Linked DNA regions of Homo sapiens: region 1 is linked to region 2. Evidence: chromatin loops called from intact Hi-C (ENCODE). Cell type or tissue: K562. All regions are shown on one strand. Links, peaks and the distances in the headings refer to the core of each region. The heading gives the core; the rest is flanking DNA.

Region 1 (12,396 bases), core at 2,213-10,212, 110 kb after region 2:
TCTCCGTGTTGGTCAGACTGGTCTTGAACTCCCTACCTCAGGTGATCCGCCTGCCTCGGCCTCCCAAAGTGCTGGGATTATAGACGTGAGCCACCGCGCCAGGCCTGATCTCTCCTTATTTTTTAAAGCATGCTTATTTATAGAAGCATGTAACTACATACTGTGAAATTTAAATCTGTATTCAAATTGATTGACCCTATTAATGTCCCTTAGGGTAGGGTAGGAGGAGTGAGTATAGGGAAGATTTTATCATAATTGCTTTACTTAATGTTTTAAAATTTGTCTTCAAATTCAAGTGATCCAAATTGTGTCTCTTAATTTTATGATTTGTGTGTAGATGAACCACTGGACTATCAGAAAGCTAAGGCTGCAATAATAACTATTCATGTCTATAAAGCAGTTTTACAACCATCATCTCATTTCGATCCCAATAGTAACATTCATTCATTCAGCAAAAACAAAGTCATTGCCTATCCTAGTATCTAGAAATACGCATTATTATGATTCTCGTTTTATAGAGGAGATGGAGGGAGACACTGGCTGGCCACTTACAAGTACTGAAGCCTGGATTCCAGCCCAAGTATTGTGACTTGAGTTTTGACTTAAGTCTGCTGTCTCAACTAAGGGTCCTAACTTGCCTGTGGTAATGTGATCCCTGAGAACCTGTTTCTTCAACAGCAAAATGAAATTATTGTACTCTTTAAACTTCAAGCTCCTTTCCAGCTTCAAAATCCTAAAATTCAGCGGGAGTGGTGGCTCACGCTTGTAATCCTACCACTTTGGAAGGCTGAGGCTGGAGGATGGCTTGAGCCTAGGAGTTCAAGATCAGCCTGGGCAACATACTGAGACCCCCTCTGTACGAAAAATAAGAAAACTAGCTGGACATGGTGGCATGCACCTGTAGACCCAGCTACTCAGGAGTCTGAGGTGGGAAGATCACTTGAGCCTGGGAAGTGGAGGTTGCAGTGAGCTGTGTTTGCACCATTGCACTGCACCCTGGGTGACAGAGTGAGACCCTGTCTCAAAAAAAAAAAAAAAATTCTAAAATTCATCTCGTCAATAACAGTAACAACAACAGAAACATAAAATAGGAGTAATGTTAACTAGAAAAAAATGTAACTTAGATGGAAAAAAATTAAAAACTACAAAACTTTCCTGAAATGTTTTTAATGACTTGAATATACAGACTTGCATAAGGGGCTAATTTTCCCATTCTCCTTTTTTTAATCTTCAATTTCAGGTTCATTAATAAATAGAATTAGGTGTGATGCTTCAGTGCTTGTGAAAATAAGTTTGTTCATGAAGGCTAAATCAGTAGCAAATCTGCACCCTGTCTCCTGTTGTATACATATTTTGGTGGTTGTTGTTCCAAGGAATCCTTTGTCCTTTTAATTAGGGTAAAGACAGATGGATTTGGAAGAGACTTTTCCTTGTGAAATGAAGAGACCCCTGCAGCTTTCTGTAGCTTGAGGCAGTCTTATGGGAAACTGGCGTTTACTGTTTTTTCCTTGGGGATGTGCCTGCATTATTGTTACTGTTAAGTTATACTTGATTGGTCTGAATTGTGCAGCATTAGGAGTGATATTTTTGTCTTTGAAAGCTCTATATAACAGCTCATGAACACTTTTCAAAAGACGGGAAATTTATAGAGGAGAAGAAAAGACTGTCACAGCGAGTGTTTAGACAGTGAGACTGACTGTTTTCAAACAAATCTAATTCATTATATGCCTGGTAATGAAGACATATTAATAACAGAGAAAACAGCCCCATTATCTATGTGCTTCCGTGAACCAGTTTATTTTGTTTATATCAGTGGGCAGGACACCATCTGTTACCAGAAATTTTCTTTTCATCAAGCCTGCCCCGATTAAGAGTCCTCAGTTAAGTAACATCAGCTGCCCTCTTGTTTAATTTCCATAACTCAATTCAGGGGTATGGAGAGAAAAAGGCAGCTATAAGAGGATATTGTAAATTACACCATGCCCTCTGAGGATTTAATTTGGTCATCTCCTTGGCAAGAAAAATTAGCGGGAGGAGCTTATGTATGTCGGAGAAAAAGAGTGAAGAGAAGGGGGCAGAACTAATGATAGATGAAATAGCTTTAAGGAAATTGTTTAGTAGGATTAAAAAAATTTTTTTTGCAGCTTTTTGGTGACTTTTTGTTTGCTCACATTGTCTTTTTCTAAGGTATATTTTAATTATTTAGATACAGGCAGTGATGGGTTCTGTTCCATAATAACCTACTTTCAGGACTAGGAAATATATCTTAATATAGTGGTATGTATATGTTCATGTGTTTAAAATACAGTGAATATATAAATGTTACTGTAAATGATGACACTATAACACTGAAAGAATTTTATGTTTTTATTCTATCAAAGGTCCATGACTCCAGCTCAGGCTGACTTGGAGTTTCTTGAGAATGCCAAAAAGTTGTCTATGTATGGAGTTGATCTTCATAAAGCAAAGGTAATGATAACTTTGCCCTTTATTAATATGCATGTGGAAGATATTATATGATACATGTCTGTTATGTATGTATCACATCTGTGTCATATAATACTTTTTAACAACATCTGGGGTATTTTAAAACATTCAAAAGAGATAGTAGACTGGGCACAGCAGCTCATGCCTGTAGTCCCAGCTACTGGGGAGGCTGAGGCGGGAGGATCACTTGAGTCCAGGAGATCGAGCGTACAGTGAGCCCTGATTGTGCCACTGCACTCCAGCCCTGGCGACAGAGCAAGACCCCGTCTCAAAAAAAAAAAAGAGAGAGAAATAGTACTTCTTGTTAGCTTTTTTTTGTTTTGTTTTGTTTTTTTGAGATGGAGCCTTGCTCTGTCTCCCAGGCTGGAGTGCAGTGGCATGATCTCGGCTCACTGCAAGCTCCGCCTCCCAGGTTCACGCCATTCTCCTGCCTCAGCCTCCTGAGTAGCTGGGACTACAGGCGCCAGCTACCACGCCTGGCTAATTTTTGTATTTTTAGTAGAGACGGGGTTTCACCGTGGTCTCGATCTCCTGACCTCGTGATCCGCCCGCCTCGGCCTCCCAAAGTGCTGGGATTACAGGCGTGAGCCACCGTGCCCGGCCTCTTGTTAGCATTTTAAGTGTATCAGTTAAATCAGTCAACTGTATCAATTGAATTTGCCCCATAGCAATTCCACCCTCAGAATAAAGTTTCATATCCAAGCTACTGTTAAGATCAAAAGATAGCCCCTAGAGAAAAAGAAATTGATTTTCCTAACATGCAGTAACATTTGAAAATATAGAGCAGTGGGCAGCAAGTCCTGTTTCACAGCCAGCATCACCTACATCGAATCACTGAGGATGTTCATTAAATATGTAGATCCCTGAGCTTCTCTCAGATGTATGGAATTAATTTGGAGGCGAGGTTCTAGAATGTCTTGGTTTAATGAGCACCCAAATGATTCTAATTCATGCCTGAATCTGAGAACCACTGGCCTAGAGTAGTGGTTCTCAAAGTATGGTGTCTGAGCCAGCAACATTTAACATCACCTAGGAACTTGTTAGAAATGCACATTTCAGGCCCCATCCCAGGCCTGCTGAGTTAGACTCTCTGGAGGTGGAGCTCAGCAATCCATTTTAAGTTCTCCAGGTTGTTCTGATGCACACTGAATGAACCACAGTGGCTCATTCAAAAACCACTTGGGTAGGGCCCTGGAAACTTGAGCTTTAATCCTAGTTCTACCTAATACAGCCTAACAGAATGAATCCTTAAGGAAAGTCTCCTTACTTCTCTCTTCTTCAGCTACTAAAGTTGCTGGGGAGGTCCAGTGCCAGGCGTGGTGGCTCACACCTGTAATCCCAACAATTTGGGAGGCTGAGGCGGCCGATCGCTCAAGCTCAGGAATTCAAGACCAGACTGGGGAACATGGTGAAATCCCGTCTCCATAGAAAATACAAAAAATTAGTCAGGCATGGTGGCACGTGCCTTTGGTGGTCCCAGCTACTCAGGAGGCTGAGGTGGGAGGATTGCTTGAGCCCAGGAGGTAGAGGCTGCAGTGAGCCTAGATTGCACCACTGCACTCCAGCCTGGGTGACAGTTGAGACTCTGTCTTAAAAAAAAAAAAAAAAAAGAAAAAAGTTGTTCTGGATTATTTTGGGCTGGGTACTACAACTTCTATGAATCTCTAAAGTATATTGTAGGAAGATCAGTACATCAGATTAGGTATGTTTCTAAAACTGAAATGGTTAGATTTTGCTTCACAATTCCTGCTGGAAGCTGGTGTCAATTCAGGTATTGATGGAGTCAGGCAGCATGTTCCCTTCCCAAATATTGTAAAGCAAATTGTTTCTCCAAAGTGAAATGTAGTTATACCCACAAGCTTTAAAAATTTAAGAGGGCATCTTCTGGGAAATTCTCAGTTACATAGTCACTGAATTGGAACTGTATGTAATTCCTGCTTCTCTGTTATAACACGTGTAGGCACTAATATATTTCTCTATACTCATTTTGGGGGAAAGAGTAGTCAAGAAGCATTTAACTTTGTGTTTTGATTACTTAGCTAAACAAACTGTTAGCTGTAGGGACTAACTTAGGTGAAATTTATTTTCTTTGAATTATAGACATAGATGATTAATATTACATATTTAATTTTTTAAAGTTGTCTTTAATAAAGAGGCATATAAATATGATTTCATTGTGCCTTAATGTAACTTCTTGACTTAGGGATCATATTTTTAATTTAATATACTTAACATCAATTTTAAGAACCTAAGATTGTCTTATGCTGAGTTTATATAGGAATAGAGTCAACTCCTACATTTAACATCATTTCTGGAGCTGTTAACACTTTATCATAAAAAAACAAGAATTAATAATTGTGCGTGTATATTTGGTAGTATACATAGCTCTAAGCCCTGCTCTCCAGGAAGTCATGACTGCTGATTTAAACATAATAGGTCCATAAATTATAACTGTTAGGCTGAGCTTTATTTTTCATTGTATGTTTTGTAACTGTTTTTGGTTGTTATCTTCAGATTATCTAGTAATAGTCAACAGTGTATTGAGTACTTTGCTCCAGACTGAAATCCTAACATTTTTCTTTTTCAGGACTTGGAAGGAGTAGATATCATCCTAGGTGTCTGCTCTAGTGGCCTTCTGGTTTACAAAGATAAGCTGAGAATTAACCGCTTCCCTTGGCCCAAAGTGCTGAAGATTTCTTATAAACGTAGTAGCTTTTTCATCAAGATTCGGCCTGGAGAGGTACAGAATTTATATTTCCTTCCTCCCAAACCAGACACAGTCTGTATCTGAAATATCTACATTTCCATTTTCCTTATTAAGTCATCTGAGAAGTCTCTCTATAGTTAACTATTGAAGGGCTGATAATTCCGTTTTCTAAGTTGATCAGTCCTGTGATGCTACTTCTTTTCCTTACTACTGGTCTTCTGGACATTTCACTTTTTGTAAGTAAATATACCATTGCAAAAAGTTAAACTTGGACTGATACATTTGTTCCTTGTTTACGCCAAGCAAAAACTTAATGGAAAAATATTTTTAAATTGAGTAGCATGAGATTTTAAAATTATTTATAGGGATAAATTACTCATGTTTGGCATCACCAATCCTTTATCTCATATAATTAAAATTTATTTGTATGCATAGCTTCTCGTGGTTACTGAGAGTGAGTTCTAGGGCCAAGTTCTAGATTTTTAATAAGAGTTGGATGTTCAACTTTGTACCAGTTAATTCATTTATTAGTTGGTTTGGGGATATACTAATGCTGGCCAAATTTAACTTTTGTATTGAAGAGCCATTATGGAATAGCATAAAATTGTTTAAGTAGGAATTAAAGTTTTTTAAAAAGTTCTGACTTCTTTTCTGCCACATACTAAGCAAAAGACCTGGACAAATCTAAGGCTCAGCTTCCTTGTCATTTGGGCAGGATAATACCTTCTCCATCATAGTTATTTGAAGATCAAATGAGATGACAGCTGTGTAAGTTCTATATAGGAAATGATACTAACCTAAGGTGGCTTTTGTGTGTATATATCACCATCTGCTGGTGAATAATGGCTAATTATTTGTGCCTGCAAATTCTGGATGTGGAGCCTTAAAAATCTTGGATAGGGATTACCATAGAAGCATTTATTTTGTACCATAATTATTTTACCTATGCCTAGCACAGAGCAGTCAGTGTCTTCCCTTAAAATTTCAAATTCAAGAGTTATTCAATCAACAAATATTTATTGAGAGCTTTCCTGTGTTGGACACTATTCTAGGGACTAGGAATATAACAGCAAATTAGAATCTCATCCCTCACACACGTTAATATGAAAATGGGAAATCCTTAGCTTCTAAAAATGTAGAATTCTTATTTAGAAGGCAATCAGGAACAACAGGATTTTGAGAAAAAGTATTGTGGCAGCAGTAGATGATTTAGCAGTGGCATGGTATGGTGAAGAGGGTAAAAATCTGGTTCTGTCATTTCATAGCTGTCAGTCTGAGCAAATAACTTCTCTGACCTCAGTTTCTTCATGTCTAAAAATATAGATGATATTATCTAATCATAGTGTTACTGGCAATAGTAGGCACTCAAAATAAATGTCAGTTTCCTTTCCATCTTATAAAATATGCTTAAAGTAGAAATAAAGAGGCAAGAGGTCAGCAGGACAGTGTTTCTAGTAACCCTGGGAGAATATGTTTTGCTTCAGTATAAGAGGAATCTAGATAAATTAATGATCAATCAAAGGAAAAAAGAAATATTTAATGATTCAAGAATCTGAGGAATAAGTTCAAGAGATCTATTGTACAACATGGTGACTATCATTAATAACAATGTATTGTTCTCTTGAAAAATTGCTAAGAGACTAGATTTTAAGTTTTCTCACCACAAAAAAATAATAAGTGTGTCAGGTAATACATATGTTAATCAGCTCAATTTAGCCATTTCACAATGTATACGTGTTTCTTGGGTTTGTTTGTTTGTTGTTTTTTTTTTTTTTTTTTTTTTTTGGAAGAAGAAGTCTCGCTTTGTCACCCAGGCTGGAGTGCAGTGGCGCCATCTCAGCTCACCGCAACCTCTACCTCTCAGGTTCAAGTGATTCTCCTACCTCAGCCTCCTGAGTAGCTGGAATTACAGGCGCGTGCCACCATGCCCGGCTAATTTTTTTTGTATTTTTAGTAGAAATGAGGTTTCACCATGTTGGTCAGGCTGGTCTTGAACTCCTGACCTTGTGATCTGCCCACCTCGGCCTCCCAAAGTGCTGGGATTACAGGCGTAAGCCACCGTGCCTGGCAGGTATACATATTTCAAAACAACATGTTGTAGATGATAAGTATGTACAATTTTTATTTGTCAATTTAAAAAATTGATTTAAAAATCTGGCTTGAACTAAAATCTTTAGCTCCTATTACTAATTTCTATTGCATAATAATATTGATTGATTGGAGGACTTGGTCAATATCCCATTCCCTGTTCATTGAACAGTGTCCCAAATGCAGATAGTGACTAAGGAAAAGCAGTGTCTGGACAATCAAGAGGTGACTTAATTGTGTCTCAGAAAAATGTATAATGAATGTGTGTGTGTTTTCTGGAAAAAAAAAAAAAAGCTTAAATTATATGAGATGCATTCCCTGGCTTTCTTGCTTTGGAAAAAGCCACCCTCAGTGAGTGAATTTCTTTCAGTAAGTAGGAAAAAATTCCAAATGACATTTTATGTCCTTAAATTGGTAACAATGGCCTCTTCTGTGGCACCATATTTCTCTGGTACTGTATCACTGTAATCTGGTACTGTATCACATGTAATACTTCATGTCCCATGTTTATTTGTGTTTTTGTAGCAAGAGCAGTATGAAAGTACCATCGGATTCAAACTTCCCAGTTACCGAGCAGCTAAGAAATTATGGAAAGTCTGTGTAGAACATCACACGTTTTTCAGGTATTATTCTCACTTAAGTATTTTTCAAGGATAAATTATTTATAACGTTTCTATTTTAAGCCTGCTATTAAAATTCCTTTCATTGTATGACTGGCACTCTTTTATTTAGCTCAGGTGAGATCATCTTAAGCAAGACAAAATGAATCCATTTCTCTCCCTTTGGGTTGAAAAGTATGCCTCAACATTTCCAAAGCACCTGTCTGTGTATGGTAGAAGGAAGAGAGGAGTAAGGAATGGGAACCTGTATTTACCAGGGACTCTGGGATTGCATTAATTGTAGCTAAAGTCAGTCCGATTAAGGGGAGTTACCCTCACTTACCTCCACGTGTGATTTTTTTTTTTTTTTTTTTTTTGAGACGGAGTTTCGCTCTTGTTGCCCAGGCTGGAGTGCCGTGGCGCGATCTCGGCTCACTGCAACCTCCGCCTCCCGGGTTCAAGTGATTCTCCTGCCTCAGCCTCCTAAGTAGCTGGGATTACAGGCACCCGCCATCATGCCCAGCTAATTTTTTGTATTTTTAATAGAGACACGCTTTCACTATGTTGGTCAGGGTGGTCTCAAACTCCTGACCTCAGGTGATCCACTTGCCTTGGCCTCCCAATGTGCTGGGATTACAGGCATGAACCACTGTGCCCGGACGGAATTTTTATTTTTTTGTTTTTGCTAATTTTTTTTTCCACATGGAATTTCTCTAAGCAATGCTTGACTACTTTTTGTGGAGCTTTTATACTATAAGGTTAAAGATGTGAAGCTGATTTTTTTTTTTTTTTTTCGAGACAGAGTCTCGCTCTGTCGCCCAGGCTGGAGTGCAGTGGCGGATCTCGGCTCACTGCAAACTCCTACTCCTGGGTTCAAGCAATTCTCCTGCCCCAGTCTCCTGAGCAGCTGGGATTACAGGTGCACACCACCATACCTAGCTAGTTTTTGTTTTTGTATTTTTAGTAGAGACGAGGTTTCACTGTGTTAGCCAGGATGATCTCGATCTCCTGACCTCATGATCTGCCCACCTCGGCCTCCCAAAGTGCTGGGATTACAGGTGTGAGCCACCGTGCCTGGCCAACCTTGAAGCTGATTGTTAGCTTCACTCTAATGAAACCCAGAAAGGGAGCACACAGAACCATATTTGAAGCCCAATAGTACCCGATAATCAGAAGACAGAAGAAAGTATTTCCTCTGCTGTTTGTTTGTTTGTGATGGAGTCTTGCTCTGTTGCCAGGCTGGAGTGCAGTCTGTGATCCTGGCTCACTGCTCCTGGGTTCCAGTGATTCTCCTGCCTCAGCCTCCCAAGTAGCTGGGATTACAGATGCCCAACATCACGCCTGGCTATTTTTTGTATTTTTAGTAGAGATGGAGTTTCACTACGTTGACCAGGCTGGTCTCGAACTCCTGACCTCAAGTGATCTGCTCGCCTCGGCCTCCCAGAGTGCTGGGATTACAGGCGTGAGCCACTGTGCCAAGAGGCCATATTATTAACCCCTTGAGTTCGTTTACCAAGCATTTTCTATGTGCTTACCCTTCTTGTATGCACCATGTTAGGCATTGGGAATATACTACAAGATAGTTCTAGTCTCTCTCCTGGTGGAACACCCAGTCTAGTAGAGAAGACAGACCTTAGACAAGTAATTACTTGTATTGAAAGGAAAGTTGGCTATTTATCAGTTTGCCTTTTTTTTTTTTTTGAGACAGAGTCTCACTCTGTTGCCCAGGCTGTAGTGCAGTGGCGCAATGCCTCAACCTCCCAAGTAGCTGGGACTATAGATGCATACCACCATGCCCAGCTAATTTTTAAATTTTTAGTAGAGACCGGGTTTCACCATATTGACCAGGCTGGTCTCGAACTCCTGACAAGTGATCCACTCGCCTTGGCCTCTCAAAGTGCTGTGATTACAGGCGTGAGCCACTGCACTCGGCCCAGTTTGCCTTTTTAAGAACGTTTCTTTATTATGGAAAATTTCATATGTAGCAACAGTACAATAAAATCCCCTTGTACTTATCACCCAGCTTCAATAATTATCACCCCAAAGCCAATCTTGTTTCTTCTATATCCCTATCCACTCCTTCCCCCTACTTCCGAGATTATTTTGAAGCAAATCCCAGGCCTCACGTCATTTCATTCATAAATAAACTTGATTCTTTAAGAGAAAGAGAGAGAGAGATAATCCTGATATCTTTTCCTTCTATTTATATTTTCATATAATAGCACTATAGCACAGTCAACGAGAAGAAAATTCAAGGAAATTAATATTTCAATTATTTCAAAATAAAACATGAGGGTACATTTTACACCCAATTAAAGAATCTTAATTATTGGCATTAACACATTTATTTATGCTTTCATCATCTCTCCTTCTTTAAAATCAAACCACAAAAGTAGAATTTTTTAAAAAGAGCAAGGAGGAGTAAAAAAGTGATTTTTGAATGTCTAATAACTGTGGTATAGATTTCAGCTGCAGCCAGTATACTTACTTGTAGGATGGCATATTTAAATCCATTGCATCAAAATAAGAGAATACCTTAAAATCTAATGCTCCCTTACATAAAAGTATATGTTTGCTGAATTGAAATCAATTACCTCAAAGGGAAAAATACTCTCTTTTTGGTAGTATTTGATGTAGTAATTTATGTCCTTATTCAACAAATATTTATTGGATATCATATTTATGCCAGGCACTATGCCAGAAGCAAAAACACAAAGATGAATAAGCCATGGTCTTTGTTCTTTACTCCTAGAGAATTCAGTCTTATAGGGGAGACCAGCATAGAAATAGATTGTTTTAATTCAGTATGGTACAAAGAGTACATAGAGTACCATATAGGAAAAAGATGGGGTTCCCAACTGAGTTTAAAAATACACCAAATAACCTGTTAAATAGATTACCAGGCATTAATTGAGTTTGGAGTGCATTTGACAAAACTGTCATTCCAGGAGAGTGGAAAAAGAGCTCTGGGCTTCGACTTTGTTACTGCCCAATGTCCTAACAGCTGTGTGACCTTAAGTAACTTCTTTTTTGAGGTTCAGTTTCCTATATCTATAAAATGGGGAAAACATTATAAGGATGTAGTAAAAATACTGCAGTGCTGTAAAAACATTTTGAAAACTGTAAGGCCCTTTCTATAGAGCTATAAATAAAATTAATATAGGTCCCAACTGGTTGCTTTGAGAAATGACAAAGAACTAAAATAATGATTACTTGATTGAAAATTTCTTAGTAACTATATGGAAACCCTGAGAATTGTGAAACTTTTTTATTCTTGATTTTGTTTTTAATTTTACAGTTTTAGAATAATAAGATGAATATATAATAATATGACTATTACGATTTTCCCCCCAGATTGACATCTACAGACACCATTCCCAAAAGCAAATTTCTTGCGCTAGGATCCAAATTTCGATACAGTGGCCGGACTCAAGCTCAGACCAGGCAAGCTAGTGCTCTAATTGACAGGCCTGCCCCACACTTCGAGCGTACAGCAAGTAAACGGGCGTCCCGGAGCCTCGATGGAGGTTTGTATTGAATATTAATGATTTCTTGTGATCATAATTCATTTGGAAAGATAAAGGAAGTGCAATTATCTATAAGAGAACCGAATTAAAGAAGCTCAGGGTTGGGCCTGGTGCAGTGGCTTACACCTGTAATCCTAGCACTTTGGGAGGCCAGGGCAGGTGGATTGCCTGAGCTCAGGAGTTTGAGACCAGCCTGGGCAACACAGTGAAACCCCATCTCTACTAAAAATACAAAAAATTAGCTGGGCGTGGCGGCATATGCCTGTAATCCCAGCTACTTGGGAGGCTGAGACAGGAGAATTGCTTGAACCCAGGAGGTAGAGGTTGTAGTGAGCCGAGATCATGCCGTTGCACTCCAGCCTGGCTGACAGAGTGGGACTCTGTCTCAAAAAAAAAAGAAGCTCAGTGGTAAAATGAAAGGGATCTTACTAATTGTCTAATCTTAATAGAATCATCTTAAGAAAAGGAAAATTGAGATTCCGAGAGTAGTGACTAGATCATGGTTCCACTGCTAGGTAGTGGTGGATCAAACAGTACCAGAATTAGAATTATAAATCTAAATCTATCAGAATCTCTACCAGAGAGTAAAAATCTAATGTAGTATGCTGAACTGAAGGCCTCTTAGCATTTAAAAATAGCTAATATTTTTCTGCAGTCCTGGTAACACAGGAGGCTGAGGCAGGAGGATAGCTTGAGCCCAGGAGGTGGAGGCTGCAGTGTGCACCTCTGTACTCCAGCCTAGGCCACAAAGTGAGACTCTGTCTCTAAAAAATAAATAAATAAATAATAGCTATTTTCTATAGTAGAAAAGAGGAAAAGGGTCTGCCTTACTACAACAATCTTTTTTTTTTTCTTAATTTTTTTATTTTTTGAGATGGAGTCCCACTCTGTGGCCCAGGCTGGAGTGCAGTGACTCAACCTCGGCCCACTGCAACCTCTGCCTACCAAGGTTCAAGTGATTCTCCTGCCTTAGTCTCCCGAGTAGCTG
Region 2 (12,396 bases), core at 2,623-10,622:
TTGAACTCCTAGGCTCAAGAAATCTGCCTGCCTTGGCCTCCCAAAGTGCTGGGATTACAGGTGTGAGCCATGGCGCCCAGCCTATTTTAATTTTTAAAAATTTATATGGGGAGTCTCTCTATGTTGCTGAGGTTGGTGTTGAACCCCTGGGCTCAAGTGATCCTCCTGTCTCAGCCACCTAAATAGCTGGGACTACAGGTGTGTGCCATCACATCTAGCTAATAGAGTTGTTTTGAATTGGTTAAATTTAAGCCTGTAACCCATACGTGTAATAGAAATGTATATTTTTGGTGATTTATGAATACATAGTATTAGGCCAAGGTTTAGTTGTGATTGATATACAGCTATTAGTACTTACATATACTCTTAAGTAATCCTATTAAAATCATTTTAACACAATGGGATCTTAATGGCATATCTTTAAACCTATCTTATAAAGAAATGCTGCTTTAACTTAGATGCCAAGCACATATTTTAATTTACCAATTAGAAGTTCTATATGTATTCAAGTGAAGAGTGTTTCACCTTAATAATACATTTCATACAGATTGTTGAAATTCATCCCATTCCCCCTTCCCTCCCCAGTTTTTGGCCATATGGACACAGGCAGGACTCTCAGGAGTGCCAAGGATTTAAGCCCTCAAATTTTACCTGCCTACCATTTCAGCATGCGATAGGGACACATGGAAGGCAGCTTAAAGTAAAGGCTTTAAAAAATTTTTTTTGCTACCACCCACTTGCTGTTTCTTGCCCTTTTCTCTTTTTTTTAATGATTCAGAGGATCGACACTGTTGCCAGCTTACTACCTGCAGTCTTTCCAGTCTTGATGGTATTACGTAATTATATAAACCTTTTGCATGGTATCATATGATATTGTATATTTGTCTTCCTACACATGTGTCTTTAGAGTAATTTCTTTCCATCTGGTGTTGAAAATGAGCTCTTTGTGAGGTTATTTTTAAATCTTCAAGCTTTCTGGCATCCTCAACACTTGAAATAACACAATTGCTTTTGGAGGCAAGAAAATCCACATAGTATACTTTGTGGTTTTTCCAGTGAAAATGTAAATAGTATTTTATTTATGAAATTTTATATATATATATATATATATATACACTTTTTTTTTGTTTTTTTTTTTTGAGACGGAGTCTCTCTCTGTCACCCAGGCTGGAGTGCAATGGCATGATCTTGGCTCACTGCAACCTCTGCCTCCCAGGTTGAAGCGATTCTCCTGCCTCAGCCTCCCAAGTAGCTGGCATTACAGGCACGTGCCACCACGCCTGGCTAATTTTTGTATTTTTAGTAGACACGGGGTTTCACCGTGTTGGTTAGACTGGTTTCGAACTCCTGACCTCCTGGTCCGCCCGCCTTGGCCTCCCAAAGTGCTCAGATCACAGGCATGAACCACCGCACCTGGCCTATAAAATTATATTTTATATTTAGATAGTCTTGAGATAATTGTGTTAGGTTGGAAATAGTTGTTGCCAAGTAAATAAAGTAAAGGAGAGCTACTTAAGGGAAAGGAGACCAAGAATAAGAAGCCTGGTAGAGGAAAGAGGTTTTAAAGATATCTTCTTCTCTGAAGATTTATTGTTATCTTTTTATCCTCTGTCTCATTCTGTTGCCCAGGCTGGAGTGCAGTGGGGCAATCATGGCTTACTCTAACCTTGAACTCCCGGGCACAAGCAGTCCTCCCACCTGAGCCTCCTGAGTAGCTGGGACTACAGGTGCATGCCACCGTGCCCCGCCAGTTTTAAAATTTTTTCTTAGAGACAGGATTTTTTTTTTTTTTTTTTCGAGATTGAGTCTCACTCTGTTGCTCAGGCTGTAGTGCAGTGGCGCGATCTCGGCTCACTGCAACCTCTGCCTCCCGGGTTCAAGCAATTCTTCTGCCTCAGCCTCCCAAGTACCTGGGACTATAGGTGTGTGCTACCATGCCCGGCTAATTTTTGTATTTTTTAGTAGAGTCGGGGTTTCACCATATTGGCCAGGCTGGTCTCAAACTCCTGACCTCATGATCCGCCTGCCTCGGCCTCCCAAAGTGCTGGAATTACAGGTGTGAGCCATTGTGCCCAGGCTGAGATGATCTTATGATATTGCCCAGCCTGGTCTCAAGAGATCCTCCTGACTTGGCCTCCCAAAGTGTTGGGATTATAGGTGTGAGCCAACACACTCAGCCGTGATGCACTGTTTGATTCTGATAATCAGGTATGTGTAATTAGCCTTAAACCTTTTTCTTCCTTCTTTCCTTTCTTTTCTTTTCTTTTTTTTTTTTTTTTTTTGAGATGGAGTCTCACTCTGTCACCCAGGCTGGAGTGCAGTGATGGGATCTCAGCTCCCGGATTCAAGCGATTCTCCTGCCTCAGCCTCCCAAGTAGCTGGGATTACAGGCGTGTGCCACCACACCTGGCTAATTTTTGTATTTTAGTAGAGACAGGGTTTCACTATGTTGGTCAGGCTGGTCTCGAACTCCTGACCTCAGGTAATCTACCCGCCTCGGCCTCCCAAAGTGCTGGGATTAGAGGTGTGAGCCACTGCGCTTGGCAACCTTTTTATTTCTTAACGGTAGATTGATATATCCTCTAGCTTACTAAGTAACCTTTGAATTTTTATTATTTCTTTAATTGTAATATAAAAAGCTGATCTTTTATTAAGTGCCATTCCGTCTCCTAAAGATGATGCCTATAATGATTAAATAGTAAAGGTCAGTGTCATCTACTTAGCAAGATTTACCCAGTAAGTCTTTTTTTCTCCAGATGCTATTTTTGTTGACTTATCCTTGCTAGTTGTATTATCTCTAATATGACCATTAATGGACACTGGTTAACAAGATATGTTCAATATTTAATGTATTCTCTTTGGTATTTTGTAAGATGGAAAAGACTAGCATTGGGATGAATAATTGCATAATGATCATAGAATCATATTTAAATAAATATACCAAAGAATATATAACTAAAGGGCAAGTTTTTTTGTTTTATGTTTTTAAATTTTTATCATGCGTACTGTGGTAGGCAGCCTTTATTATGGCCCCCAATTATCCCTCCCTCCTGGTATGCATACCCTTAGTGTAATTTCCTCCCCTTGAGTGGGGGCTATTGAATAGAATACAGCAAAAGTGATGGGATGTCACTTCTAAGATTAGGTTATAAAATACTGTGGCTTCTCTCTTGGGATTCTGGCTTTCTCCCTCTCCCTGGGACCACTAGCTACCATATCCTGAGAACACTCAGGCAGTCTGTAGTGATGTCCATGTGGTTAAAAACGAGGTCTGTCAGTAAACTTGGATGCAGATCTTCGGTGTGAGTGATCTTGGAAGCAGATTCTCCAGGCAGAGTTGAGCCTAGAGGTGAATGCAAATGCAGTAGACAGCTTTACTACAACTTCATGAAAGCCCCTGGCCGGGTGCGTGGCTCATGCCTGTAATCCCAACACTTTGGGAGGCCAAGGTGGGTGGATCACCTGAGGTCAGGAACTCGAGACCTGCCTTGCCAACATGGCGAAACCCCGTCTCTACTAAAAATAGAAGAATTACCTGGGTGTGGTGGTGTGCACCTGTAGTCCCAGCTACTTGGGAGGTTGAGGCAGGATAATCGCTTGATCCTGAGAGGTGGCGGTTGTAGTGAGCTGAGATCGTGCCACTGCACTCCAGCTCTGGGTGACAGAGCGAGACTACATCTCAAAAAAAAAATAAAAAAGACCCCAAGCCAGAGTCACCTAGCTAAGTCATGCCTGGATTCTTCATCCACAGAAACTGTGCAATAATAAATGTTTGCTGTTTTAAGCCACCATGTTTTGGAGGGTAATTTATTGTAAAGTAATAGATAACTAAAACATCTACCACTTATTCATGTAATAAATACTTATTGATTGTTCACTATTTACAAGGCACTATCATAAGTACATTGGGACATAGCAGTGAATAAAATAGAGGTATCTGTTCTTGTGCAGCTTATTTCTTTTTCTGGGACAGGGTCTTGCACTGTCACCCAGGCTGGAGTGCAGTGGTGTGGTCACAGCTCACTGCAGCCTCAACCTCCTGGGCTCAAGCAGTCCTCCCACCTCAGCCTCCTGAGGAGCTGAGACTACAGGCACACACCACTATGCCTGGCTAACTTTTTTTTTTTTTTTTTTTGAGATGGAGTCTCGCTCTGTCACCCAGGCTGGAGTGCAGTAGCGCGATCTCGGCTCACTGCAACCTCCGTCTCCCAGGTTCAAGCTTTTCCCCCGCCTCAGCCTCCTGAGTAGCTGGGACTACAAGCACCCACCACCATGCCCGGCTAATTTTTTATTTTTAGTAGAGGCAGGGTTTCACCATATTGGCCAGGCTGGTCCCGAACTCCTGACCTTGTGATCCGCCCACCTCGGCCTCTCAAAATGCTGGGATTACAGGCGTGAGCCACCGCGCCTGGCCATTCTGGCTAATTTTTAAATGAAATTTTTTGTAGGGATGGGGTCTCCATATGTTGCCCATTTTGGTCTTGAACTCCTGGGCTCAAGTAGTCTCTTGCCTTGGCCTCCTAAAGTGTTGGGATTATAGTCATGAGCCACCACACCCAGCCTGGAGCTTACATTTTAGTGGTAGGGGATAAATAATAAATGTATAAATCAGGGATAGAACATAAGACATCAGATTTTAGTGAGGATCAGGGAAAGTAGAATGGGAGACAGTGAGGCAGGTGGGGTGTACATTTTAGATAAGGGTGATACTTCTGATAAGGTGACATTGGAGCAGAGTCCTAAATGGAGTAAGACAGTGAGCTGTGCAGGTATCTGGGGAAGAGCATCCCAGGCAGAAGGAACAAAATGCACAAAAGTTAAGCGGGTTTGGTGTGTATGAGAAACATTGATCCAGCATGTTGGGTCAAAATGATCTAGGGAAAAGTAGCAGGAGTTTAATTCAGAGAGGTCATAGGTAGGAGAAGGAGCAAATCATTGTAGTGCCTTATTGCCTGTGTTAATGACTTCGCATTTTATTTGGAGACGGGAGTTCTTGGGAGGATTTTGAGCAGAGGAATGGCACGATCCTTCATTTAGTACATGTTAAGTGAGCAGGACTCTGTTTATATATGTGATCACAAAAATATAAAAGATGGGGCTCATGCCTGTAATCCCAGCATTTTGGGAGGCCGATGTGGGAGGATTGTTTGAGCCCAGGAGTTTGAGACTAGCCTGGGCAACATAGAGAGACCCTTGTCTCAAAAAAAAATTATAGGCCAGATGCAGTGGCTCACACCTGTAATCCCAGCACTTTGGGAGGCCGAGGCAGGTGGATCACCTGAAGTCAGAAGTTCGAGGCCAGCCTGGCCAAACATGGTGAAATCCCATCTCTACTAAAAAAAAAAAAAAATACAAAAATTACAATTCAAGATGAGATCTGGGTGGGGCTACAGAGCCAAACCATATCACCTCACTTCTAATCATTCTGTAATGTAGGTATGATACAAATACATATCTTTTAAGGTTATTTTGATGATTAAATGGATTAGAACAGTGCCCAGCACCAGATAAATGTTACCCATTATTATTTTTGCATTTAATCTTCACCACAGCTCTTTGGAGTAGGTATTAACCAGGCCAAAAGTTAAGTAACTTGTCCAAAGTTACACAACTAGCAAGCGAAAATTCGCTTCAAAGCCAGTATTTTTTACGACTATACCTTTACTTATGTCCATGAGTGGGTGGGGAAGGAGAGATTTGGATCTTCTGTCAAAGCCAATGATTTCTTACTAATTGTGATCTTGTGAAAGTACTTTTCCACACCTCAGTTTCTTCTGTAGAATGAGCATAATACTCACATTGCAGATAATCTATAGAATAACTAATAAAAACAAACCTTGTAGTGTGCCTGTCAGAGGTACTCAATAAATGTTAGTTCCCTTTTCCCTTTGATAAAATCTGACCTCATGGAGATGGGAGAGAATAATCTTGCAATGAGAATAATTTTTACCTCTTGACTTATGCATTTTTCTACTTAAATTGGATGTCTGTCTAATGCTTATTATATATAAACATGTGTAATATAGCTGCACCTGGTTTTGTCTAGTGTTGATCTTTGGATTTGATCCAGACTTATACTGTAACATTTTTATGCCTGAGTGTGAGTATTCTAAAGACCCATTTCACAGCAAGTCTGGCTTCAGAGCTTTATTTCCGGTTGGGTAGAACACAGTCATGTGGTTGATGTCTCCATTGTTGCTTTTATCTTTTGCAGCAGATGTGAAAGTAAACATACAAGGTTGAAAAACAGGAAGGGGTTTGAGTTGGGAGGGTGTTTTTGAAAGGGGAACTTGTACACAAGTGACCTGCAATCTGAAGTGTAGCTTTTAGCAGTTACAGAAAGATATACCTTATTGTCTTAAAGTAAATAAAATAGCAAGTGATTTTGCAGTTTAATGAATTCGTGAATTTACATATATTTTTGCTTTTATACATTTTGGAGAAGCGCATATTGTGTTCCTCTTTTTGATTGAAACAGAGAACTGATGAATTCACCCCAATTCTGGGTTCTTTTTACCTGTGAAAAAAAATTTTCAGTAAGGAAGCATGGAGTTTTTTGTTGTTCGTGTTGGGTATCTGTTCTAATATCATTATATTTGGACTTCCTCAAAAGCCAAAACATAAGACCGCATTTTTCTACTTGGCTCTATGGTCTTTGTTCCTAAGGAAGGGAATTAACACATACTGAATGCTAGCTATGTATCAGATACTACTCTCTGTGTATGCTAATTAATTTAAATATTTCTGTGTTTTACATCCAATCTACAAGGAGTTTTTATTGCTTTGATGAAATCCCTCCCTCCCCCTTCTTTCCTCTCATCTCTCCCTTTCTCCTTCTCCTCTTAAATGATTCTCTGGCTGAACAATTTTCTATTAATAGTATATTTGGGAGGCAGTATGATGTAACAGCCAGTAAGGATATGGGATTTGGAGTCAGACCTGGATTTACAGTAAGGTTTTGTTTTTGATAGGGAAAAACTGCTTTCTATCTCAATAAATAAAAGCCAGGGTCCCACAGAACTGGCTTTAGAAGGAGATTCTGCACATGGGGTGGAGTAATTGGAGCTCACAGCAAGGACTTTTGTTCCTGAAGATTCACTTTCCCCTGGGGAATCCCTTGCTGACCTCAGAGGTGCTGCTTTCTTTTAATTTTCTGCCCCAGAGGAGAGTCTTCTCTTAATACTCCTGCAGAACACAGCTGAGACCAGGCTGTAACATCTGGTATGTTACTAAAGGCTCAGAGATGAAAAAGGGAAATAAGTACAGAGTTACTATTATGCTTCTGTAATATCTGGCTCACGAGATAAAACACACACCTCTGTAATTTGTGGTATTCTATTGGGATACCTCCCTTACTTGACCCACAACACATATGTTTTCTAGTGGCAGAAGCCATCTTTATTTCTGCTACTTGGGAGTGCCTCCAGCATATCCAGATTTCTCTAAATACAGAGGAGAAGGTCCAGAGGGAAAAAAAAAATTCTTTATCTTACCAGCCTGTGGTTATATCTGATACAGGCCCCACTTCTTTCATGTGATCAACACCAGGTCTATATAACCCTTAGGGGAGACCACAGTTACCCACGGAATATCTAATTACCATTCACAGAAGAGAAACACAAACAGTACAGGGGTGTTGGGTTAGAGGTAGGGAGGCCTTCCTTTTACCATTTACCACAGATCATATAATCTCTGATTATAGCTCCACAACTTGGAACAAAATAGCTCTCAGTAAATATTCCCTTCCGGTTCTTTTAAGCTTAATGCCATTTGATACCTGAGAAAACTACAGTTTAGTTTGTTGCAGTTTTATTTCTGAGAGTTTTGTTTGAGGAGATCTAGTACTTAATCAGGTCCAAAGTTAGGCTGAGGAAAGTGGTGATAAGGGTAGGTTGGTGTGATCAAGATAGAACACCTGGTGCCTAGAGCAGGCTGAGTTTAAATGTTAAAGGGGGTGTCCTTTGTAACATATAACATTAATTATAGAAGAACTAGGTTACTGATTCAAGGTCCTTGGGTTTGTTTCTAAGGAACAGTGCAATACAGTCAAAGATCTTTGGAATCATAAATGTGGTTTAGAATCCTGGCTCTGGTACTGACTGCTGTGTGTCTGTCTTTATGCAAGTTACACATTCTCCCTACTTCTCAGTTTCTTCATCTGTTAAATTTGTATAACATTTAACATGATATACCTCCCTTTTAGAACTGCCGAAATGATCAGAAATAATATGTAATATGCTTAACATAGTACCTGTCACATAATGTGCTCTTAATGAATGGGAACTAATTATTATTTTAAATGATGTTCCTTTATAATCTCACTGGTACTTGACTTATACATGCTGTGACCTTGGCCTTCTTTTTTTATTTTAATTTTTACTATTTTTTTTTTTTTGAGACAGAGTCTTGCTCTGTCGCCCAGGCTGGAGTGCAGTGGCGCTGTCTCAGCTCACTGCAAGCTCTGCCTCCCGGGTTCACGCCATTCTCCTGCCTCAGCCTCCCAAGTAGCTGGAACTACGGGTGCCTGCCACCGTGCCCGGCTAATTTTTTGTATTTTTTTTTTAGTAGAGACGGGGTTTCACCGTGTTAGCCAGGATGGTCTCGATCTCCTGACCTTGTGATCCGCCCGCCTCGGCCTCCCAAAGTGCTGGGATTACAGGCGTGAGCCACTGCGCCCGGCCAATTTTTACTATTTTTTTTGAGACGGAGTTTCACTCTTGTTGCCGGGGCTGGAGTGCAATGGCGCGATCTTGGCTCACCGCAATCTCTGCCTCCCGGGTTCAAGCGATTCTCCTGCCTCAGCCCGCCGAGTAGCTGGGATTAGAGGCATGCGCCACCACGCCTGGCTAATTTTGTATTTTTAGTAGAGACGGGGTTTATCCATGTTGGTCAGGCGGCTAGTCTCGAACTCCTGACCTCAGATGATCTGCCCGCCTTGGCCTCCCAAAGTGCTGGGATTACAGGCGTGAGCCACCGCGCCTGGCACTGGGCCTTCTTTTTTTTTTTTTTTTTTTTTTTTAAAGACTTTATTGAGATATAATTAACATATCATATGATTTAACCATTTAAAGTATACGATTTAATGTTTTTTAGTGTGTTTATGGGGTTGTGCAGCCATCATCTCAATCTAATTTTTGAACATTTTCATCCCCCTGAAAAGAAACTTCATATTCATTAGCAGTCATTCCCCATTCCCCACCCTGCAACCCCAGTCCTAGGTAAGCACTAACTACTTTATGTCTCTCTAGATTTACCTATTCTAGACATTTCATATAAATAGAATTATACAATATGTTGCTTCCTTTTTTTTTTTTTTTTTTTTTAAAGAAACAGAGTCTTACTCTGTTGCCCAGGCTGGAGTGCAGTGGCACCAACATAACTCACTGCAGCCTTGAACTCCTGGGCTCAAGTGATCCTACCGCCGCAGCCTTCTGAGTAGTTGGAATTACAGACACACACCACCACACCAGCTAATTAAAAAAAAAAAAATTTTTTTTTTTATAGAAACGGGGTCTTGTCATATTGCCCAGGCTGGTCTTGAACTCTTGGGCTCTAGACATTGTCCTTCCTCAGCCTCCCAAAGTGCTGGGATTACAGGCATGAACCACTACATCTGGCCCTGAACTGTGTGTGTGTGTGTTTTTTTTTTAATTTGAGACTGAGTCTCTCTCTGTTGCCTGGGCTGGAGTGCAGTGGCACGATCTTGACTCACTGCAACCTCCGCCTCCCAGGTTTAAGTGATCCTTCAGCCTCAGACCCCCTAGTAGCTGGGATTATAGGCACACACCACCATGCCTGGCTAATTTTTGTATTTTTAGTAGAGACGGGGTTTCACCTTGTTGGCCAGGCTGGTCTCGAACTCCTGACCTCAGGTGATCCGCCCGCCTCAGCCTCCCAAAGTGCTGAGATTACAGGCGTGAGCCACCGCACCTGGCCCATTTCATCACCTTTTTTACCTGTAATTTTTCTCTGGCTGAATATGCTTTTAAGAAATAAAAGTTCTCAATAAAAATCCTGTGGTATATTGTACCTTGTGATAAATAATACCCAAGATCCATGATGGGAAGGGAGATTTTTAAACATATCTTAAATACATGATACTGAAAGTATGAGGCAGACTAAATTATTCCATCAGTATTCAGAATACTTATCAACAGAGACTTTTTAGGAAAAAATACAAAATTATGAATACAAAACTAGGGATGAAAACAAATACCTATCTAGAATGAGAAAACCACAAGTTACATATTTTAAAAAGCTGAAAAATAGGCTGAGCATGGTGGCTCATGCTTGTAATCCCAGCACTTTGGGAGGCTGACGTAGGAGGATAGCTTGAGCCCAGGAGTTTCATACTAGCCAGGGCAACATATGATACCACACCTCTACAAAAAATTTAAAAATTAATGGGACGTGGTGGCATGTACCTGTGGTCCCAGCTACTCGGGAGGCTGAGGTGGGAGGGTCACTTGAGCTTGGGAAGCTAAGGTGGTTCTAGCCTTGGCAACAGAGTAAGACTCTGTCATTAAAAAAAAAAAAAAAAAAGGCTGAAAAATAGCACAAATATCACAAAATTTAGAAAAATAGCTTAACATTTTAATTAACTGATATGGTGTCATAGTTCATTTTTTTCTGTATTTTTGGCTTCATACTCCTCTAAAGAGTTTTATATTATGACTTTGTAATTTTTTTTTTTTTTTTGAGACAAAGTCTCGCTCTGTTGCCCAGGCTGGAGTGCAGTGGTGCGATCTCGGCTTACTGCAACCTCCGCCTCCCGGGTTCAAGCAGTTCTCCTGCCTCAGCCTCCCGAGTAGCTGGGATTACAGGCGCCCGCCACCACGTCTGGCTGATTTTTTTTTTTTGTATTGTTGGTAGAGACAGGGTTTCACTGTGTTAGCCAGGATGGTCTCGATCTCCTGACCTCATGATCCACTCGCCTCGGCCTCCCAAAGTGCTAGGATTACAGGCGTGAGCCACCGCGCCCGACCAATGACTTTGTAATATTTTCAATAGAGACAGCACAAAGATAATTCAGTCTTCCTTTTAGCTTGGTGGCCTTGGCAGGGGCCAGTACAAATGAGGGCCCTGAGCTTAAGCTTATTTTAACAGTAAATCTACTTCTGCATAGTAAGTAATCTTAAGAGATGAACCAAGAGGTTGTAATATGCCTAGTCTATATTTTAAGCATTTATTGCAATTGTTTGGTTATTATAAGTTGCTTCATGTGAATCATTTTCTTGGATTTAATGTTCAACTAGAAACTTGTAGTGTTTTGTTTTGTTTTTTGTTTTTTTTGAAATGGAGTCTTGCTCTGTTGCCCAGGCTGGAGTGCAGTGGCACTATCTCAGCTCACTGCAGCCTCCGCCTCCCGAATTCAAGTGATTCTTCTGCCTCAGCCTCCTGAGTAGCAGGGATTACAAGTGGGTGCCACCACACCTGGCTAATTTTTGTATTTTTAGTAGAGATGGAGTTTCGCCATGTTGGCCAGGCTGATCTCGAACTCTTGACCTCAGGTGATCCACTCTCCTTGGCCTCCCAAAGTGCTGGGATTACAGGCATGAGCATCATGCCTGGCCTCTATATTTTTATCTTTTCTTCCAGGAGCCAAAGCTGCTGCTTTTTCTCCTTTTTTTTTTTTATGCTTCTCTCCTACCTCCTTTAAAAAAAAAAAGCAGATATCTTTTTTTTCCCAAATAATTCATGTTATTGTTAATGTGGAGATGAAAAACAGGCCAAACTAGTTATATATTTTCAGTCTAAGATCTTTCTCCTCTGTTAAGTTTTAGACTAGATATTCTTGTTTTGTCAGGCTCTCAGTACATTTTCTCTTCCATGTCAACTCTAATTCTCTTCATCTCTTCTTTTGGTAGTGAAAATCAAGTAGAATATTAAAAGACCATATGCTCTGCAAATCACTTAGAAGCAAACTTGCTCTGTGATAGTATGGCCTTGATATTTGTCATTAATATTATTCGTTGTTTTATTTTTGGGGTAGCTTTCTGGAGGTCAAGGGTTTACAAGTAGAACAAAGAAATATGAGTAGTTAGTGACCGAAGAACTAAAGCTTTTTTCCAGGATTTTCTTGTTTTACAAAGACACGTATAGACATTTTGTTAGATTTTTAAATACCTCAGTTGACAATTTAAATGTTGAGAGCCCAATACTGTTAGTATTGTGAATATATTTGAGTTGAATATATTTGGTATATTTAGTTTGTATATTTAATTTTTTGAAAAAGTTTTGTCTTTATGTATTTTTTTCTTTAACATTTGAGCTTGAATCAATAAAGGGCAGCAACAGAAAAGCATTTTGGATCAAACATATTTGCCGTGTTCACTATATTTTGATGATAAATAGATGGCAACATTTGTCTTTGAGTCTGTCTTGTTCTGCTCAAAA

Evidence for each region. Peaks named below come from ENCODE experiments on the same cell type or tissue, not always from the same donor. Only the 100,000 strongest peaks of a DNase experiment are listed, where the experiment ranks them.
Region 1: a loop joins it to region 2, with 4 times the contacts of the local background. A loop is called at or near these places in 4 of 110 quality-filtered maps.

The regions. Positions count from the first base shown.
Region 1 is chr1:29,028,019-29,040,414 of GRCh38, forward strand. EPB41 (erythrocyte membrane protein band 4.1) reads left to right here. Exons shown (of 21, transcript NM_001376013.1): 8 at 2,382-2,469; 9 at 5,075-5,227; 10 at 7,808-7,905; 11 at 11,236-11,408. Among named protein-coding and RNA genes, the nearest start is that of TMEM200B, 90 kb to the right of the region's middle. In K562, for the core only: a CTCF peak has its summit at 6,026 (motif pointing left); DNase peaks (open chromatin) are centred at 5,133 and 5,993.
Region 2 is chr1:28,920,849-28,933,244 of GRCh38, forward strand. All of the region lies in intron 1 of EPB41 (erythrocyte membrane protein band 4.1), which reads left to right. It overlaps LOC124903886 (a long non-coding RNA gene), which reads right to left. Exons shown (of 3, transcript XR_007065563.1): 2 at 7,126-7,229; 3 at 6,381-6,517. Among named protein-coding and RNA genes, the nearest start is that of EPB41, 12 kb to the left of the region's middle. In K562, for the core only: no CTCF peak of the experiment used is centred there; DNase peaks (open chromatin) are centred at 6,223 and 7,579; H3K4me3 peaks cover 145 bases.